2 separate regions of the Homo sapiens genome follow, and region 1 is linked to region 2. A link is a contact called in ENCODE Hi-C data. All regions are on one chromosome and are shown on one strand. Each heading gives the region's core, a stretch centred on a gene start or an enhancer-like site at or near the end of the contact. The rest is flanking DNA. Distances are from core to core; before and after follow the strand shown.

The links. Hi-C counts contacts between places; a loop is a spot of excess contacts on that map. Pooled maps may share reads with other maps.
Region 1: a loop to region 2 is called in a pooled map, with 1.9 times the contacts of the local background. The contact joins the promoter of LINC02101 here to the enhancer-like site in region 2. A Hi-C loop is called at or near these places in 2 of 50 pooled maps.

The regions. Positions count from the first base shown.
Region 1 is chr5:58,120,902-58,123,619 of GRCh38, reverse strand. LINC02101 (long intergenic non-protein coding RNA 2101) reads left to right here and starts at 1,279. Exons shown (of 5, transcript NR_104669.1): 1 at 1,279-1,301.
Region 2 is chr5:58,018,390-58,021,089 of GRCh38, reverse strand. No RefSeq gene overlaps it. Among named protein-coding and RNA genes, the nearest start is that of LINC02101, 100 kb to the left of the region's middle. Within about 2 kb of position 1,334, at least 4 of the 41 ENCODE cell types and tissues checked have a DNase peak (open chromatin) inside an H3K27ac peak, as active enhancers do.

The DNA of each region.
Region 1 (2,718 bases), core at 30-2,529, 100 kb before region 2:
TATTTACATGGCTCACTCTCTCACTTGCCAGGTATTTACTCAATGTCATCTTCTCAATGAGGTCTTCTGTGGTCCTGTGTCCCCCTTCCATGCAAGTCTTCCATGCTTCAGTGTTTCTCTTAGCACTTAACACAATCTAACACATTTTGTGTTTTCCGGGAACCTCTTCAGGGTCAGGGATATTTCTTGGTATTTTTCACTGCTCTCTCCCCAGCACCAGGCACATAGTAGGCACTCAGTAGATAGTTGTCCAGTGAATGGATGTGTACTGGATGTTTGGGACTGTGCTGAGTCCCTTATAGGGGATATCTCATTTGACCTTACTACAATTCTAAGAAGTTGGAGTCACAGGATAAATAACATGAACTGACTTATGTTTTATTAGAATCACTCTGGCTGCGGTGACAAGTTGGGAAGCTATTGCAATAATCCAGGGCAAAAAGGCTGGTGTTTTGAAGCAGGGCAGCTGCAGTAGAGTTGGTGAGAAGGAGTCAGATGTTCAGTAAATCCCTCAGTAAATGAGGACACTGAATTAGAGAAATTAAATGCCCTGTTCAAGGTTACCTAGCTATTGAATGGCAGACTCTGTGTTTAGATGAGACAAGCTGGATCTTATCTACTAGTCTCTGTCGTTGCTTACACTACAAACTTCAGAAAACAGCAAGGCTTCGGGAGAGCTCCTGCTCATAGCTAACCATTTAGTTTGACACTTGGTTCTCAGAAAAATATGGTTAATATCTACATGGCCAGATTTTTTAACTACTGAATAAGATATATGTAGCATCTGTCACCTAGACAGAGAGGGTTCCTTAATAAAATGTAGGTACCTAGCGATCAACTACTTTGTGTAGCTATAACCTAAGTTTTAATAAATATATATTAAAATAACTTATTATATAGAAGTTTCATTTCAGCTTTCTTTTGCTGGAAGCATAACTGAGAATATTAAGGAATATATACCAGTTTCTGCCTGAGAAATATTTTAAGAGAAAGAAAAGAGGGACTGGGGAATGATAAAAAGAATCACAGGCAGATAACAGCTGCCATCCTGAGACCAGCATGAATCCCCATAAATAATTTATTTAAGTTAACGCTCATAAAATTCTAAAGAATCTGACTTTTTTAGATTTGGTTTGTAATTAATTTGATAACCTGAGCCAATCCTTTGAGTTGCCCTGGCAACCAATTTTAGTAACATAAAGAAGTGCTAGATGTTAATTGGTATTCAGAGTTAGTAGCTAGTGTCTCTGCTTCTGTCTCCATGGTAACCTAACTGTCATGTTTTCATCTCTAGCATGGTGGTGAGATTTCATATGTGTGTGCCTTAATGCACAGGTCCATAGTCTCTGGCACGGTGTTTTAATTTAGTATCTCTAAATGTGATCATTTTTGAGCTATTAGGGTTATTGCTGAAAAACTATTGTTCCAGAGAAGCCAATTTCATCTTCTCTCTTCATCTTCTACATGTTGCTAGCTTCCATTTTGGGGGATGTGTGCATTAGGGTTTGTATGGATACCTGCATGGGAATAAGTCTGCATAACTCTGTATGTATGTGTGGAATATAGATGTTTTAAATATGCAAAATAGGGCCAAATTGTATAAATAAAAAATGATTTTTCAAGAGTGTTTATCTGAGGTTAGAGGTAGTGAATATCATATTTGAGAGATAAATGTCAAACTAGAAAAAGGAGATTCAGTGTTTTCTGTGCTGCAAAAAATATTCTCACACTGCTGGATAATGCAGAGATGTTTCATATATCTAATTTCTAACAATTTCCTATTTAACAGACTGTAGTTCTCCCCTATGTTACCTTCTCTCTCTTCATTTTTCTACTTAATATTAAACTGAAGTTAGCTCTTCTAATTTTTGATATTTACTAGTCTTTTTTCCAGTCTCTGGACTTAAATAGAATTATTTCCCAACCTTAAATGGTCAGCCAATTAGCTGTAGTTAGTCCTCATTGTTATCATAAACACAGCAATATCATGATGGAGCCAAGGAAGATGATTTGCAATGTGTAGTAATTAATCCTCTTAGAGAGGCAGCATGCATATTATAAACAAAGCTAGCTCTACATGCATTCAACACTGGGTTCAAACTCTGGTCTTTCCATTTACTACCGCTTGGAGGAAGAAAAAATATCAAGACAATTTTTAGAACAAATTTAAAAACCTCTCATTCTCCAATTTTCCTTCTCTGTAAATTAGGGCCAATTATACAACGGAAATTGGTAAATTCTACAAATCAGTGATCCCCCTTAGTATATGATACTCCCACCATGGTTGACTTTAAACCTCCAATATGATGTTATTAAGCATGGAACTTTATAGAGATGCTAACAGTTGTCTCTCACAAGCCAGTGTGAACCAGCTCCAGCACACCACTATTTTATGTTTGTTTTGAAGTTTAAATAAACTATGCTAGGTAAAATACTGGGTACGTAACAGGCTCCAAAGATCTTAATTGTCTCTCTTAATAAAGTGCACTCTCCATTTCTTTCTATTAAAAATATTAACAGTCTTATTGAGAAATAATTCACACACCATACAATTTATCCATTTAATTTTCCGTTTCTATTAATACATCTGTTGATGGGCATCATATACATCTAATATTTATTTGTAGAAGACAAATTTGCAAGTGTGGTGCCTTTAAAATATGTCCCAAACTATTTGATACTCCTTCCTTCAAAATGTGGAGCCTAATTCACCTCCTT
Region 2 (2,700 bases), core at 85-2,584:
TCTATTTTGGCTGATATAAAAAAAATACCAAAACTGGGTGGCTTATCAACAACATAAGTATATTTTTCACAGTTCTGGAGGCAGGAAAATCTAAGATCAAGGTGCTGGTAAATTCAGTGTCTGGTGAGGGCCCACTTTCTGGCTCACAGACTGTGCCTTCTTGCTGTGTCTTCACACAGGGGATGGGAGAGAAGAAGGAACTCCCTGGGGCCTTTTTTAAAGGGCATTCATCCCATTCTGCCATTATGACCAAATCACCCCCCAAAGGCCCCACCTCCTATTACCATTACCCTGAAAGCTATCACTTCAACTTATGAATTTTGAGAGAACATAAATATTCAGGCCATAGCAAATAGTTTTATTCTCATTAGAACTTTTGGCATGCTTAATAATGAATTTAGATATAAAATGATAAGTATCAAATCAGCTAATAATTTGTGCTTCTCAACTGTGGTTTATAATTTCTGGAGTATAGGATAGTTTAGGAAATAATACCCATGAGCCTTCCTTCTCACTCTATAGTTGTGCTGTCTTCATGTAAAATAGTATATCTCTACCAAAAGACAGACAGACAGAAAGAGAGAAACTTTTGACTTACTTCTATATAGTTCTTGTATTCTCAAAAGAGAGAGCCACATACTTAGCTCACAACAAACAGGTAAGTCTTGTTCAAGAGTAATTTCAAATAAAATCACATAAAATTTAGTTACAGCAAGACAGAATGCTATCACTAGAGCAAAACACTTGCCAACCCCTACCTTACTTTCACATGGCACACACAGTAGGAACACAGTGAACCAGAACCTTTACTTCAGAAAGCAGCCCCCAGCCAGAGGACAATCACACACCATGGTACCAATCCCAGAGGCATAAATGTGTAAGGTGGACACAAGGTCAAAGAAAAACACTAAAGCACCATAGTCCAGGCAATGGGTCCTCAATAAATCTGAGAGTCCATTTTCTCTATCCATTTATTTCCAACATGAGTGTCAAAATTCAGTTAGGAAGAAAGCATGACAATGTGAATGGAGAGAGAGGAATAGGATTAAAACCCTGGCAAAGAGTCCTTGGCTTGAATTTACCCATGACTGGAATGCTTACAATTTCCAAGCACACTCGTATCTCAGCAGAGGTTGCTAGAGGTGAACCCAGCCCCACAAGTGCTTGTGACACAATTTCTGTCCTATGCACGGCTCTGGGCCAGTCCCCCCAACCCCCATAAATCCTGCATCCATGTCATCACTGCCACTCCAGCTTCCTGCTGGAGAAAGCCCTGGTGACCCAGGAACTCCTCAGCTCTCTGTCCTTGCCATGACTTTGATTGCTGCCGAGTCTTTGGCTTGGCCCAGGCTCAAGAGTTAACAGTTCTTTGGACAGTCTTGGGCCAAAGCCTCAGCTGGAGAGGAAATGTTGGGCTTCATCTTTTGTCACAGATAAGATTTAATGAGTCCAAAGGATGTGTGATTAAAGGAAGTCCACAGGAAGTTGGGCTGAAGCTTTTCTGATGATTGTTTAAAAGGCATTGACCTAGACATTGCAGTAAAAAATAAAATTGAACACATTAAAAAAAAGTCAAAGATTTGGTTCAAAAGTTATAAAGGCAAATCCATTAGGTTTGAGGCTGGAGGAATAGAGAAACAAAAAGAGGAAAGGTTTAAATGGGAATAAAAAATAGTTATTCATAATTAATTACCACAGACCAGGATTTATCAACCAGCCTCTAAGAAGCTAACAATAGTAGTTAGGTAATTATTTTACATAGTGAGGCCTCTAGCCAAAGGTAATAAATTCCATTTTTTAAAAGCAGTGTGCCTTCTTCTTTTCATCTGGGAGGAGATATGATGAGAGGTGAAATTTAGGCTTAGGGAAATAAATGGCTTACAGAGAATTAGTCTCTTAAAAAAACAAATGAATGAATATTTCCTTGCAGGGATTTGAAAACTTAAGAGTCAGAAAGTTAGTCTAATCCATAGATATTATTTTCATGGATGCCTCACCTAAGTATCTGAGAACTAGAGACAATTTGATATTTGTCTTCAAATGGCTGTGTTGCTGCCAGCAACATCAAAGGCCATAATTCTAAGTATGACATCTAGTGAGTGTAGACTTGGTTCTCTCCAGAGCGTTATCATAGGCATGGTGTGGTGAGAGAGAGTAAATTTAGAATCAAGAAACCTTGGATCTGAGATTGGAGCTGATACTTAGGAGTTGTAAGTCCTTGTGAAAGTCACTTTTCTTGCCTGGAAATTGTTTTTTTCCACTTCTCAAATAAAGAAATTGAATTAGACATTTTTCAAGAAATATTCTTGCTCTAAAAGTTAACTCTCTAAGACATTTAACCGCAATTGGTAGTTGATGTTGCAGTTTTATTTAGTTGGTTAGATGACCTAGTCATATTATCTATCTAAAAGGCAATTCCTATTAAACATCCTAAATGTCTAAGCATGTGTTAGACATATTATATGCATTTTAAGAGAAATGTAATTGTTGAAATTCTCTAAGGTAAACTTTATGACTCTGCCTTAATTCAGGCTTCTTATAACAGTTATACCATAAACTGGGTGGCTTAAACAACAGAAATCTATTTCACATAGTTCTGGAGCCTGGGAAGGCTAAGATGAAGGTGCTGACAGATGTGGTGTTGTGAGGGTCTGCCTTCTGGTTCACAGATCACCATCTTCTCCTTGTATCCTCTCATAG